Linked DNA regions of Homo sapiens: regions 1 and 2 are each linked to region 3. Evidence: chromatin loops called from intact Hi-C (ENCODE). Cell type or tissue: K562. All regions are shown on one strand.

Region 1 (5,000 bases), 410 kb after region 3:
ACAGGCTCTGGTAACTGACAGGAGTGTACATTCTGCAGAGGGCGACAGACATTCAACAACAAATGACACAATCAACTATGCAATTACCATGGTGATAAGTGTGCTGAGGGAGAGTGGAGGGTGTGGGGTTCCGTAGGGGGATCTGACCTGGCCAGAAGTGGGCGAGACCTCCTTGAAGAGGTGATGTTCAACCTGAGGCTGACGGGCGAGGAGGAAATATCCAGGTGAGGTGTTGAGTGGGGAGCACGGAACAGCATCTGAAAATGGGTTGCAGGGGGAGCACAGTGCTTGGAGGACCTAAAAGACCAGTCTGGCTAGATAGGGCAGGTCAGCTAAGGACTGCAGACCAAATTTGATTCCCTGACTGTTTTTGTAAAGGAGGTTTTGTTGGAACACAGCCACGCCCTCTGCATTCGTATTGGGTAGAGCAGCTTTTGCATCACATAGGGCCAGGGCTGGGGAGGGGAAAGGGAGGTGCCCAGGGTGCAATACTGAAGAAGACCCTCACTCCCAGGCTGGTGCACAAGCCACAGCCCGGACAGTCAGTGCCTCCCTCAATTTTGTACCTAGAGCACCTTACCTGCCTTACACAGTTCTGGCCTCTCTGCCACAATACAATGACATAATCAATGGAGGAGTTGCAACAGAGACCTTCTGGTTGCAAAGCTTAACGTATTTACTCTCTGGCTCTTTGTAGAAGCATGTAGACCCCTGGCTTAGAGCAGCATAAAGAGGGGAGCGTGTGGCCCAGGCCGAGCCCTGATACTGTTGCAGCTCTGGCCACAGCCCCTTAGCATTCAACTAGACATGCAGAAGAAACCTGTGCTAATGCCTGCGATTCTCTGTGGGACAGCGGGTGTGATGGAGTCACGGAGATGTGATGGGGGGCATTTGGGAACATGCTCATTCTGTCTTGGGCAAATGGCATGTGCTGGAGAGTTTCCGCCCTGGGAGGCAGCCCTCTACACATGATAGGTATGGGGCTGGTGGGGATAAATGCCCCAATTTCCTCACTTCTCCTTGGGGAGAATGCCACGTCCCAGAGTTGCACGGTGGGCTGACTGCCAGTTGCACACAGTGGTATCTACATGATGATGAATCCTTTACTGGCGTCTTTCCTTCCTTTCCTACTCACTTCCTCCCTCCCCTACCAGGGTTTCCTGGGATCGCCCCCTGAAACAAACTACTTGCATTTGAATCCTTGTCTCTGGGTCTGCTTTGAGGGAAGATGTGGGATATCCCTGAGCTGCCTGAGGTGGGGGCTTATGTACCAAATCCCACCATAGAGAAGGAGGCCCCTGCTGGGTGATCAGCGGAGTTTTACTTACATGAACTTTCCTCCTGCTTCCCCATCCCAGGCACCCGAGGCGTCAAGCCACAGGGTGAAGACTCAGGCTTCATCTTTTTCTCAGATTCTAAACTCACACCCCACCTTTCTGTGTGGCTGCATGGCTGGGGACTCCATCCTCCTAATGATCAGGTTCTTGTGCAAGCCTGTGACACTTTCACCTTGTGACAATGCCCAGACAACTAATAGAGTCTCTGTTTTGCCACCGGATAATTGTTTATTTCCTCTTTCAAGGGAACTGTGTAGAGGAAGAAATCAGTTGAGAAAAACAGTCTTGAGCTACTCAGGCTATCCCCATCTATTTTGTGGGGGAAGAAAACTATTCAGCATTTTCAGGTTCCTTCCTTTCAGATCTTCCCAAAGATCTCAGTGCACAACCAGGGCTGGTCTGGGACAGTTGCTGTGCTTCTGCTCTGCCCTGGCCAGCCTCTGAGGGGGTCTCCAAATTAAAATGCAAGTTTTAAGTCAGTGCTCTCCTTTCCTGGGGATTGTTGACAGCTCAAGACCACATGGGCTCATCACTGTGATCTTAAGGAAAGAAATGATCAGGGCAAATGGCTCCAAATGAAGATGAAAAAGCTTTTACAGTGACAGGGAAGAAATATTGCAGGCTGCTTGAGAAAATGCAGTTTGGGAATATAGGAGAACGTGGACCATTTTGCAAATCAAAAACAAGAGGAAAAGGGACTACAGCACGTGAAACATACTAAAGAGAAGAGCAAAAATGAGATTAGAAATAAAAGAAGGGCAGGCAAAAGGAGGAAAGAGAATGCGGGGGAGGCAAACATCAGAGAGACTGCACAAGAGCAAGAGGGAAGACAGAGAATGTTCAAACACCATCCACGATGAACACGGTTGCAGAGAGGCCAGTGTTCCACCGTCAAGAGCGCAGAAAAGCCCTTGGTGCTCCTCTGAAGAATGCAAGAGCAATCTGCAGTGTTATTGACTAGTGGAAAAATGGCTCCTCTCTGACTTAGCACAGGATGCAATTTATCTTCAGAGAGTACCCTCCATACACCCAATGTTAGTTCTTAGGCATGAGGTTGGGCAGGAGAAGGGCGGAGGAAGAGGTGTGGGAAAAGAGGCAGACAGGGAGGTGAGGGGGAATGTGGGAGGTGATGAGAAAGAAGGAAAAAGAAGAAAGGAGATGGAGAGAGTGATAGGGAGACAGGAGGGGAGAAGGAGGAACAGATAGGAGGGAGCTATGAAAGAAAGAGTAAGGTTAGAATAAAGATTTGGGAAGGAGAGGGAGGCGGAGGAAGAAAGAGGAAGGGAGGGAGCTGGAGAGCAAGATTTTGAAACTCTTAAACTAAGAAGAGCAAAGCAGCTAATATGTATGGAGCACCTGCTAGGTGTCACGCATTGAGCTAGGTGTCATTTCATTATTATTTGATCTCATGCTAACACCACCTTGGTGTTATCTCCCTCATTTTTATAGGTGAGGGATGGGTGCTCTGAGTTTCAATAACTTTGCCCAGAACCACAGCGTTGAGGCTGTAGGGAGGTTAGGATTGGAGCTCAGGGGACAAAGCCTGTTTCAGATGACACAGGTCAGCCACATCCCAGGGAAACAGGAAGGGACTGACTTTTATGGATCTCTAGCTCCCATCTAAGTGATACTGATGGAGCACAGAAGATTCCTGGGGACACTCACTGTGGCCTGTGAAAACCTGGGCCTCCAAACACCAGGGGGAGCTATCACCCTGGAAGAAACAGCCAAATGCATCTGAAAACTGGCCATATCAGTCAAAGAAGGTATTTACTAGCCTGAGTGTGAGTGTGAGTGTGTGTGTGTTGGGGGGGGGGGGAAGTGTGGGGGAGAGTAACAGCTGATTCTTTCTAGCTGATTTTCATTTTATACTGGACCTCATCTAGATGGGATCCACCCATTATTTGCAGTGGGTGCCTGTTTTGTTTCCTTTCCCCTGCTTGTTGGCTGCTGACTCATTTGCCCTGGTTACCTGGGAAGGCGGGAATGAGCCTAGGGCAGGCATAGAGCTCAGCGCATCCAAGATGATTTGGTGCGTTTTTGACAGATGAATGACCAATGGGAGGATGAACACGTGCTTGAACTGGAAGGGTTCTGGAAGAAGCATTTGATTCTTCCTCACCCAGGTCAGATCACCATCTCAAACATCACTTTAAAACAAAGAACGCCACAAAGGGAGATTTCTTTGCCTTCCTTAGACCTTCACGCTGGTCCTTACCTTCAAGGCTGTCCTCGCTGGACTTTAGCTGTTGAACCCACTGGCATCCTTTCGGAAGCCTGAGGTTGGGAGTTAGGAGAGAAGCTAATTATTCTATGGTGTCTTGGATATGCTAACAATAACAGCTCCCGTCCAAGGCTGTCATGTTATTTAATGAAATAGTGGAAGCGTGATTATAGTTTATAAACTCAAGTACTTTGACAGTGGTCACTGCTCTGAAGGTGCCACTGTTGTACAAGTGGCTATGTGAACCAGCAGTGATAGAATGTCCCAGCTGTTGGCTATGCCTTACCCTATTACCCTAGATCTATTGACTCAGATGCTTTGAAAGTTCTCGCGGGGAACTGTTCCTTGTAGACTCTGCTCAGGCAGGTTGGCGTGGCCAGGCTTGGGAATGGCTGTCACCACACACCTTGTCCTCCATCCTCACTCATCTCTGTCCTCCTGCTGGCCAGTCACCCCCACCTAGTGGTTCTCGTCTGTTTTAATGAGTTCAGAGTCATTGCCAAACTAAGTAGTCAGCTTCCATCAGTGCTATTCTTCATGTTGAGCCACAACATAAAACACTTTATTGCAATTACAAATAGCAAAATTATTTTCTGCCGAGCCTCAGCATCTGAACTTAATGGCATGCTGTAATGCCACCCTGCGCTGATGTGTGGCATATCTAATATCCATCTTTCTTAGAAATAACAGTGTTCAGAAATTAGAAGGGACTTTAGCAGTGAAATAATTAATGTGGATAACCATCATAAACGGCACAAATGGAACAAATACAGATGGTAGTGAGCCGTGATTGCTAATATGCTAACCTGTTTTGACAGAACTCTACATTTTTTCATTGGGAGGTTCATGGATAGAAGTTAAAATATCCCTTGCCTCATGACAAGAGCTTTGTCTTTCTGGGTAAGAGATTCAATGATCTCCTACCTGGGCAAGGTAGCATCACCGGAATTTGCGCTGAGAGGAGGGCTTGCATCCCAGCTCTGGGCTCTCTCACACCCTTCCATCTCCTGCAGCCACATTTCTGCCCTCTGCCTCAGGCTCAGGCAGGCGGGCCCACCCAGAACTGCAGCCAGACACCCACCTCTTCTGTGCTATGGCTCTGAGGGAGGGGCAGGGGCTCCCTGGCTGGGCTCACTCAGTGGGAAGCAGCTCTTTGAAGATCCTAGCTGCATGCAGGTGCAAGTTGCGGAACCCAACTCCAAGAGGCTGCACGGAAATGAAAAATTGCCATAGAAAGATGACTCACCAAATCACAGACACTAAGCTATTGAGACAAATATAAGGACGAGGGTGTTTGGGGGCACTGGAAACACTTGGCTGTGCCTGCTTTTGGCCCTGCTGGCCTTTAAGCAGCATTAGCAGCAGAAGGGCCATCCAAGTTTCTCTGGATGAGTCAGAGGTCCTCAGAGAAATGCTGGAGGGCAAACTGGGGAAGGAAG
Region 2 (5,000 bases), 390 kb before region 3:
CCTCTTCTAGGGATTGATGTGAAGCAGGTCACAATTGTTGTGAACTTTGATCTCCCTGTAAAACAAGGAGAGGAGCCGGACTATGAGACCTACCTCCACCGCATAGGGCGGACGGGGCGCTTTGGGAAAAAAGGCCTTGCCTTCAACATGATTGAAGTAGATGAGCTGCCCTCGCTCATGAAAATCCAGGACCACTTTAGTAAGTAGCACCACCCTCACAATATGAACTACAGACCTGCCGGTCTGACAGTGATGATGTGTGCTGGAGAGCTGGAGTCCAGGGGCTCATGAGAGTAGTAGAAGCAGAATGCATGAGCTGGAAGGCTTCTAATTCACAGGACCAGGGTTCTAATATGAGACAGATGATTAAATAATGCTTATATGGTAATTAAAAATTATTTTGATCAAGCAGAATTAATATGAGCTCAGGCCGGGTGTGGCAGCTCACACCTGTAATCCCAGCACTTTGGGAGGCCGAGGTGGTCAGATCATGAGGTCAGGAAATCCAGACCATCCTGGCCAACATGGTAAAACCCCATCTCTACTAACAATACAAAAATTAGCTGGGCGTGGTGGCACATGCCTGTAGTCTCAGCTGCTGGAGAGGCTGAGGCAGGAGAATCGCTTGAACCCAGGAGGCGGAGGTTGCAGTGAGCTGAGGTCGCACAACTGCACTCCAGCCTGGCGAAAGAGTGAGACTGCGTCTCAAAAAAATAAAATTTGAGCTCAGATTTACATGTTATAACTCATTCTGGAGTCAGAATTTCACATCTTGTGAAGGCAGAGCAGATTACAGAAGCAGATTTTCGTATCTTATAAAGAAATTCCCTAAGCAAAGTAGTAACATCCTTTAAGATTCTCTTCAGTTCTCCTCTTTTACTTACGCTTTTTCCCTCCTCTTGCCCACCCTCCCAAACAGGAAAGTCCTAAATTCTGAAGTCCGCGACCTTTCCTCCAGCCCCCCATCTAAACAAGGCAGGCTCTGATGATGGCCTGCTGGAACTCTGGACTGGCAGATTTCTCTGATGGAAACTCAAAAGGTCCCATGGTTCAAATTGTCCTGTGCCCCAAAGCCCATGGATGTGGCTGGGGAGCAGGGGAGAAGGAACACCTTCCAGGACAGTGGTACTTAACCTTGTAGAAAGCAATAAGCGCTGTCCCCAGGGAAGTGCACACAGGCACACACATGCCATTTGGAATATAATTTTCACAGGTTGGCAGACTGAGTGTAGCACATCCACCGACCTTTCAGGGAAGTAGGTTAAGTGCCCCTGTGTTAGGCTAACTGGGGAGGACAGGGTGAGGAAGATGTGTTAAGGCCACTGTCGCTATGGTGAGCTTCTAAGGCCCTGGTCTCAGGAAGTGACTGCAGTAGAAGAGCCTCAGTCCCTCCCAGGCTCTCCTCACTTCCACTCTGGCCTTCTCTGCCCCAGCGTATCTAGATACATACATTCCATGGTCTGGTGCATTTGATGCTGTTTGAGTTAGTATTGGTCAGTGATTTTGGCACCCTTCCTTCCTTATGTTCCTATACCAAGGCTTTTTATACGAGGTATCACTGTCTTCAGAAATATGGATGGAATGAAGTTCCATTTAGACCCTGACATGAGACTAGTTCTGTTCTCTTTTGTTCTTTTAGACAGCAGTATTAAGCAACTCAACGCTGAAGACATGGATGAAATTGAAAAGATTGACTATTGAAGAAAGAACTTTATTGTTTGTGCAGTATCCTAGTTTATGTGAGAATGTCTCAGTGGGTTTTGAAGGTAATTTTTTTATGTTGAGGCTTTTTCGACGTGAAACTGTCACAGATGGCAAAATAAATGTCACGGTACTTAGTTTTAAGACATGAGGTCTTTTTGAAGCCAAATTGATGTGAAGCTTGTGATCCTTTTGAATAAAAAAAAGGCAAGATTATTTCTTATTCTAATCTTTGTACAGGTAATGTCTCAATGTGGGCTATGGGGGTGTTTTTGGATTTGGTTGATACAATCTGAGCAGATCGTGCCTCTTGGGAGCATCTTACTGTGTCACAAGAGGGCGGTAGAGCTTCGCTGATTTTGGAAGCGGAGCGAGTAGGAAAAAGCCCATGTCTTCAGACCTCACTCACAGGTGCCCTTTCCAGCCATTTATGCCTTTCCCCGCTCCCCGCCTTAAACTCCCCCATGCATGCACATGCATGTTCTTAAGTGAAAGTACAGATTAAAACTTTTAAAAAGTGAAACCATTTGAAAGAAAGAGTATTTTACTTCTTTAATGTTTCAAGGGACATACAGAATTTCAGAGTATTTTTCTATTTTGCTTCTCTTCAAATTAAAGATTTACTCCCTCATCAGTTATTTCATAGTCTCTAAAAGTGTGGCTGTATTATGGGCATTTCTTAAAAGCAGTCGGGAGGGTAAAAAAAAAACCCACATACCCTATTAAAGAAGTAACATTTTAGAGAGCAAAAGTTTTTTGCTTTTAAGAATTTAAAGGTATGTCAGAATCCTGGACATTTTCCCACAAGACCCATTGAGATACTTTTTAATTTTTCATATTTCCTACTCAAAAGTAAAGTGTAGTGAGCTTGAGAAGATGGGGTAAATGGAGAGTCCCCCAGAAAGCCGGAGCGGATCTTGTAACCAGAGCGCCGGTACCAGCTCTGTCACGGCACCAAACTGCACCAGTGGCTGCAGTGAGTGGCCCTGTCATCGGTGGCATGGTGGTTCCTGGCATATCTATTTTGATATCCCTCTTCCATGTCACCCTGCCCATGTTTTCTCCCGGAGAGCAGGGCTCAGAAATACATAAAAATCATCACGTGGCTGGGCACAGTGGCTCACACCTGTAATCCTAGCACTTTGGGAGGCCAAGGAGGGCGGATCACGAGGTCAGGAGTTAAGACCAGCCTTACCAACATGGTGAAACCCCTTCTCTACTAAAAATATAAAAATTAGCTGGGCGTGGTGGTACGCGTGCCTGTAATCCCAGCTACTCAGGAGGCTGAGGCAGGAGAATCACTTGAACCCAGGAGGCCGAGATTGCAGTGAGCCGAGATCGTGCCACTGCATTCCAGCCTGGGCGACAGAGTGAGACTCTATCTCAAAAAAAACGCGCTCCCCTCCCTCATTTAGCAACAGATATTTATTGTATACCCTTTATGCCAAACACCAGGGAAAAGGAGGTGAGTGAGATACAACAGCCATGTTGGAATTCAGAGCCTAATGGCAGAGACCTAGAATAAGCCAGCATGATAACAGACTGTGCTAAAGCAAGCGGGCCCAGATCACTAGTGTAGCACAGAGGAGGGACCCTAACACCATCTAGGCTGGCTCCCAGAGGAGAGGACACTCAGGATCTCCTACAGGAGAGCAGGATGTATTCAACTGTGCCTTCTCAGCATGGACTTTGTACCACCCAGCAACTTTCTAACCTGAGTCTACGAGAGGAAGTGTTCCAGACCCAGCTTACCATAATTACCTGGAGAGCCCGGGGAAAAAAATACAGATTTCCTTCCCCATGCAGATGAAAGCAGACTCTCCGAGGGCAGAGCCCAGAAATACCCACTTCCATAAGGGAGCCGCAAGTGCAGGTAGAGCAGTGGTAACGAAGATGGCCGTCCCAGCGGGAGACCCTCAGGCAGAGAGGCCCTTGGGGACAGAACTTGTAACACATGGAACTCCTGCTGCTCGGTGTCCATCCTGGTTCTCCTTATCCTACATCTGCCCTTCTCTCTGGACTGGAAGCTGGTGATCACTCTTGTCCACTCAATACCCCTAACACAGTGCCCAGTGCATTCTAAGTGCCCAAGGAACCTTTGTCTTTGTTGAGTAAATTTTTTTTTCTTTTGCCACTTCCTCATTCACTAATAATTTTTTTTTAGGTTTTCCATCCTAGTTTTGAACCCCAATTACATGGCACAGGATGAATGAGCATGAGAAGTGTATCCAGATACTTTGTTCTCTTACTATTCGAGAATCGAGTTGGACCTTCCACCGTGCTCAGCTCCGCCTTGGGGTGTCCTAAATAAAACTTTACCACTTTCCTTTACAGTTCAAATCTCTGGTAAGATCTCCGCCAGTTACCCTCACAAATGTCCTCAGTAATTTTTGTTTGGCAGCTGTTCCCACAGGTCTGCATGAACCAGGTATTTTTCTGCGTTCCCTTTTGCCCCCTCCTCACGTCCCTTTGTCTCACCACCTAGGAGGCAGCAAAGCCATCCTGTGTCACAGCTGCATTAACACGAACTGGCTAGTTTGGTGAGTCAACAATCCAAAGGCTGTTTTTTGCAGGGTGCAGCTCCTGTCAGAGCTGTAAGCAATTTTCCCGTCTTCCTGCATGGCCTGGCCAAGGTCATCTCTCTCAGTGCCTGCCTGAGGACAGAGTAGATAGAGAGGCAAGGAAACACCAGGTGATTTCAGTGCAACTGTGAGCTGGGTTCATCAGCTGTATGTTTCTTGGCACCAAATACTAAACCAAATCCGTTAAGTTTATCTTGGCCAGCTTAATACTGTTAGCATATTGAAATTCATGATTACGTAGAGCAGGACTGTGATTTCCAGTGGGTAAGTGAACACCTCGCATGGAACACGGCTGCTATGATGTTAGGTGCTGGATCTAAGGCAACCATTAATAATAGGAAAGGCAAATAAGTTGGTCATAGTCTGGTAGGATGTGTGACAGCCGCTTTTCAAGAGACATTATTGCTTTTGGTCATGAGAAAGTGTTGATCCTCCTCAGCAAAGCTCGGTCACCATGAAAGCTGCTGGCAGTCTCTGCACATATGACCAACAGTGGAAAATCTTAGAGGAGTGATGGGGGTGGTGGGTGGTGGGCAGTACCTTTCCAGACAGCAGAGAGAGAGAGGCTGGTTTTGTCAAGCCTTGGCTTGGTTCCTGGTCCTCTGAGAGGCTCAGTCTCCTTCCTTTTGATTCAAGGCAGGACCTAGATTAGAAAGAGAACCCCTGCAGAGACAGTCCAGCTGTTGGGATGGGCCTGCACTTTGCTCTCTGAACCGG
Region 3 (5,000 bases):
TTCTTAATTTATTAAAAAGAATATTCCATGCCAAAAGCCAGGTGTGACATGTGCATTTTTTCTCAAGATGGTTAGATTTTGTAGGCAGCTTTGTTGGAAACATGAGTGAGACTGGTTGACCTTAAAGATTCCTTCCAACCAGCAAATTCTGGAATTTGTTTTACAGCACATGGTGACTTTGTCATATCCTTCTGTCTTCTTGTTTGCCCTCCAGCATTTAAGAGCGGTCTGGCTTTGCAGATATCTTGCCCCACAGTCTTTTGATAGATATTCTTTTCTGCCCTCCATGAAAGGGTGCTATTGTTGTCCTTTGGAAATATGTGAACACTTCATGGTGAGACAAGCAAACCTTTCATGACTTAATGCAAAACAGCCTTGTCTTCCATTGAGCAAAAGCCAGATTAATTGGTGCAAGTTGATGGAAATGGACAGCTGTATTTCCTTTCTCAGGCAGTGACGTTTAAGCAAATGTATTCCTCAGCACAGGGCGGCAGAAGAATGACAGAAGGCACCGTGGCCAAACACAACTTGGGGTGGCCCCCTGCATTGCAGGCTCTAGGGGCTATTATTTTACTGCCACACCCTTTCCCTCACCTTCCGAAATCCCTCTACCCACCCTCCCCACCCTTGGCCAAAATTCAGAAGGTTCTGCCCGACAGATGAACCCTGTGGAATTCACAGGCTGTCCTTTTTATTTTCCCAGTCCTTCTGTGGCATTGCACACAAGTGGAGGTAGTCCCTGCTCGCCCTTTCTGTTTCTATTGTTTTTCCCAAGATAAGCACTGAAAGAGGCAGTGGGTTATTGGCCCACCACAAGTCCTTGTTCCCACTCAGAACCCCAGGTGTCTCCAGGGCCACCCCCACCCACCTGGGAGCCTCAGATGTTAGTTCATCTTTTCTTTTCCTGCCCCTTTTTTTTTTTTTTTTTGAGATGGAGTTTTGCTCTTGTCACCCAGACTGGAGTGCAATGGCACGTTCTTGGCTCACTGCAACCTCCGCCTCCCAGGTTCAAGTGGTTTTCCTGCCTCAGCCTCCCGAGTAGCTGGGATTTACAGGCACACACCACCACGCCCAGCTAATTTTTGTATTTTTAATAGAGATGGGGTTTCACCATGTTGGCCAGGCTGGTCTCGAACTCCTGATCTCAGGTGATCCAAAGTGCTGGGATTACAGTTACAGGCATGAGCCGCTGCCCCTGGCCTTCCTGCCTTCTTGGTATATAAGTCATCCCTCAGTATCCACTGGGGATTGGTTCCAGGACTCTCCTTGGATACTAAAATCTGTGGATGCTCAAGTCCCTGATATAAAATGGTGTAGTATTTGCATGTACCCTAAGCACATCTCCTGCCTGCTACAATGTAAATGCTATGTAAATAGTTATTATACCATGTTTTTTAGGTAATAATGACAAGAAAAGTCTGTACGTATTCAATACAGACGCAATGTCCTTCTTTTTTTAAGTATTTTTATTCTTCATTTGGTTGAATCCACAGATATGGAACCCACAATACGGAGGGCCGACTGTACATGCGGTGCCTTTCGCTCCTGCTTTTCCTACCAAAACTAGGGATGGGGATTTGGAAGTCGCAGCGGTTTGCTTCAGGGCCCGGTTGCTCCCTTGTTTAGCTGCATAGCTTTTCCCTGGGTGATATTTGAGGTCAGGATTGTCAAACTTTTTCTGTCAAAAACCAAAGAGTCAATATTTTAGGCCTTGTGAGGCACAAATGGTCTCTGTCTCCTCTTCTTCTTTTCCTCCCATCTTCCTTCCCAACCCCTTCTTCTTCTGCCTTTTCTGCCTTCTCCTTCCTTCTTCTTTTTCTCAACCCCTGTGAAAATGAAAATATCACTCTTGGTTTGCTGATTGTACAAATAGAGGTCCAGCTGGCCATAGTTTGTTAACCTCTGTTCCAGATTTTTACCACTCAAAGTGTGGTTTGTGAACCAGCAGTATTCGCACCACCTGGGAGTCTGGTAAAACAGAATCTCCTCCCCATTTCAGACTACAGAATCACTGGAGTCTGCATTTTAGCACAACTCCCTGGTGAGCCATATGCACGTAAAACTTTGAGAGGCACTGGTCTTTAAAAAAACACCATCTGTATGCCGGCGACGCCCACCTTTATTTCTCCATCCTTGACCTCTCCAAGAACTCCGGGCTCATATTGAAATAAAGCCCTCCTTGACATCTCCATTTGGAGGTCTCATAGGTGCAATTCAAGAATCCGATGCGCTAATGTACTTAAAAGCACTGAGCACAATACTAAGTAGTAGCTGCTGTTATTAGTCTCATGTGCCAGGCCCTATGCCGCGTACCGTAGCTTCAGAGATGAGTAAGATACCATCCTTGCCCTCACAGTCTTGTTTGGGGTCAGGGGTGGGGACATAGTGGTGAAAAGAGGAGAGTTTGGTCACTGCCTGGATATAAGGGGTGAGGTCCTCGAAGGTTGGAGCCATGTCGCCCATATTAGGTGCTTTCAATAAGTGAAGAATGAACCCACAAACTGACCTATGTGTAGATTTGTTTTCCTGTGGGCTGGGCATTCCACAGCCACAAGGTGGCAGCATTGCCAAAATAGTCCTGTGGCCCACTCCAGCTGTCCCCTCTGTGGGAAGGCCAGCTAAGTCAGAGCCTGGGACCTCCCTCTCCAGTCCCAGCCTTGGAGTCAACTCAATGCTGCCCACCCCGAGGGCCCTGAATGTGCAGTTCCTGCAGCCTCAGCCCTCTGTCCCCCTGCATGGTTGTGCCTTTGAGTTTTTCTGCTGTCTCTGGCTGCTTCTTTAGACCTCCTTCCTAGAATACTGTTTGCCTAGGGGAGCCCCCACCCCTCATTTCTGAGCTGGCCACAGTAGAAATCATGGGCTCAGCTGATTTTTTTCTGGTATTCCTCTGGTCACTGGCAACTTTCTTTTCCTCTTCAAGTCTGGAGGTTTTGCAGTCTCCTCATTCGTTTATCCCCTCCACGTTCTCAGCTGACTGCAAGAGGCTGCTCGTGTGAGCCACTCATCCTTCCAGCTGCAATGTCCATCCCAACGACATAATGGAGAGAGCATGGGCTTTAGGAGTTAGTCATGCTGGGGCACTCATGCTTTCTCATGGCATGCACTGGGGCAGCAACATGCTGTTTCTGAGTTTTAGCACAGTGCCAGTGCTGAGAACAAGCCTCACGTCAGGCAGACCTGGGTGCGAATCCTGGCTTTGCCATTTGCTAACCATGAGGACCTGGGACATTTCTTTATTCATTTAACAAATGTGAAGTGTCTGCTATGTGCCAGCTACTCTAGTAGAAGCAAGGTCTGTGTTGGTGAAGATAACCGATGTCTCCCTGTCTTTGCAGTTCTAGTGGGGAAGGCAGACAGCAAACAAGGAAGCAGATGTCTGAGTGGCCATGAGCAGGAGAGAGCCTACTCAGACCAGGGCTCTAGGAGGGCTCTCTGCAGTGGAGCTGACACCCAGGCTGAGGCCTGAAAGATGGGAAGAAGCCAGCTGTGCAAAGAGGGGAGAACACTCTGGGCTGAGGAATAGCACGTGTTCTGGGGATGGAAAGAAGAACAGAAATGAGGCTGTTATGTCAGGAGTGATGGGGTGGGATGGTGGCAGGGGTGTGTACTACAGATGAAGTTGGGGAAGTAGCTTCAGTTATTTTCTGTTAAATTAGGTTAGAAACTGAACTTACCTCAGTGGGTAGGTTATGAAACACATAAGGAAGTTTTCACAACTTTAGCCACTGCCCGCAGTGAGAGATATGTTTCACATTATGGTCTATTACACATGGACTAATAGACATGAATAGAAATGAAACTTTATTTATTGAGTTAGTTAGTTAGTTTGTTTTTGAGACGGAGTTTTGCTCTTGTCATCCAGGCTAGAGTGCAATGGCGCGATATTGGCTTACTGCAACCCCTGCCTCCCGGGTTCGAGTGATTCTCCAGCCTCAGCCTCCCGAGTAGCTGGGATTACAGGCATCCTCCACCATGCCTGGCTAATTTTTGTGTTTTTAGTAGAGATGGGGTTTCACCACATTGGCCAGGCTAGTCTCGGACTCCTGACCTCAGGTGATCCACCTGCCTCGGCCTCCCAGAGTGCTGAGAGTACAGGCGTGAGCCACCGCATCTGGCCAGAAGTGAAACTTTAAACAATGCTTACCCATCCGCTATGGCATACTCTGTAGTATTTCCTATCTAGTTTCAGCCTTATTGGTTTCCTTTTTTATTTTTTAATTTTTAAAATTATTTATTTATTTTTGGGGCAGAATCTCTCTCTGTCACCCAGGCTGGAGTGCAGTGGTGCGATCTCGGCTCACTGCAACCTCCACCTCCCGGGTTCAAGCCATTCTCCTGCCTCAGCCTCCTGAGTAGCTGGGACTACAGGCACCCGCCACCACACCCAGCTAATTTTTTTGTATTTTTAATAGAGATGGGTTTTCACCACGTTGGCCAGGCTGGTCTCAAACTCCTGATCTCGGGTGATCCGCCCGCTTTGGCTGCTCAGAGTGCTGGGATTACAGGAGTGAGCCACCACGCCCAGCTGGTTTCCTTTTTTAAAATGCTGGTCTTAATCCCCTAAATTGACTTCATGGCCACTGTCCTGGATTAGGACCCATTAAGAGAAGGTGTATAGAGCACGTGGCACAGTAGCTGTCATATGGTCTGTATCCAATAAGTGTAATTATGGTGTTGCCTCTTATTTTTTTCCACCTTTCAATTTATGTGAGCTTTAAATGGAATAATATATATAACATGGAAAAGTGACTGGCTCTGCCCATGGGTAGGTTTCCTTTCTTCTTCCTGTTGCTGTGTGGCACATGTGAGGAGCTAATGGCCCGAAGGCTGGCACCTGAGAGCTTCCTCTGACCCTCCAGGCTGGGCAGGGCCTGCATCTCCTTTCTGCCATAGCTGTCACCCTGCGGCCTGTCAATGGAGCCCTTTATTGCGGTCTGTTCTCCTTTACCTGGGGAAGAAGGGGGAGATAGCAGGGAGAGAGGTGTGGCTCAGAAATCCAG

Evidence for each region. Hi-C counts contacts between places; a loop is a spot of excess contacts. Peaks named below come from ENCODE experiments on the same cell type or tissue, not always from the same donor. Only the 100,000 strongest peaks of a DNase experiment are listed, where the experiment ranks them.
Region 1: a loop joins it to region 3, with 8 times the contacts of the local background. A loop is called at or near these places in 2 of 110 quality-filtered maps.
Region 2: a loop joins it to region 3, with 6 times the contacts of the local background. A loop is called at or near these places in 4 of 110 quality-filtered maps.

Annotation. Positions count from the first base shown.
Region 1 is chr11:126,713,605-126,718,604 of GRCh38, forward strand. All of the region lies in intron 1 of KIRREL3 (kirre like nephrin family adhesion molecule 3), which reads right to left. Among named protein-coding and RNA genes, the nearest start is that of KIRREL3-AS4, 63 kb to the left of the region's middle. RefSeq lists an enhancer at 2,890-3,184. In K562, a CTCF peak has its summit at 3,041 (motif pointing right); a DNase peak (open chromatin) is centred at 3,037; H3K27me3 peaks cover 680 bases.
Region 2 is chr11:125,921,181-125,926,180 of GRCh38, forward strand. It overlaps DDX25 (DEAD-box helicase 25), which reads left to right. Exons shown (of 12, transcript NM_013264.5): 11 at 11-199; 12 at 1,640-5,000. The coding sequence ends at 1,701. DDX25-AS1 (DDX25 antisense RNA 1) reads right to left here. Exons shown (of 4, transcript NR_199024.1): 3 at 4,824-4,926; 4 at 2,239-4,355. Among named protein-coding and RNA genes, the nearest start is that of DDX25-AS1, 15 kb to the right of the region's middle. In K562, a CTCF peak has its summit at 2,034 (motif pointing right); a DNase peak (open chromatin) is centred at 2,051; H3K27me3 peaks cover 3,927 bases.
Region 3 is chr11:126,308,114-126,313,113 of GRCh38, forward strand. All of the region lies in intron 2 of DCPS (decapping enzyme, scavenger), which reads left to right. Among named protein-coding and RNA genes, the nearest start is that of TIRAP-AS1, 6.3 kb to the left of the region's middle. RefSeq lists an enhancer at 3,305-3,374. In K562, a CTCF peak has its summit at 2,554 (motif pointing right); a DNase peak (open chromatin) is centred at 2,588.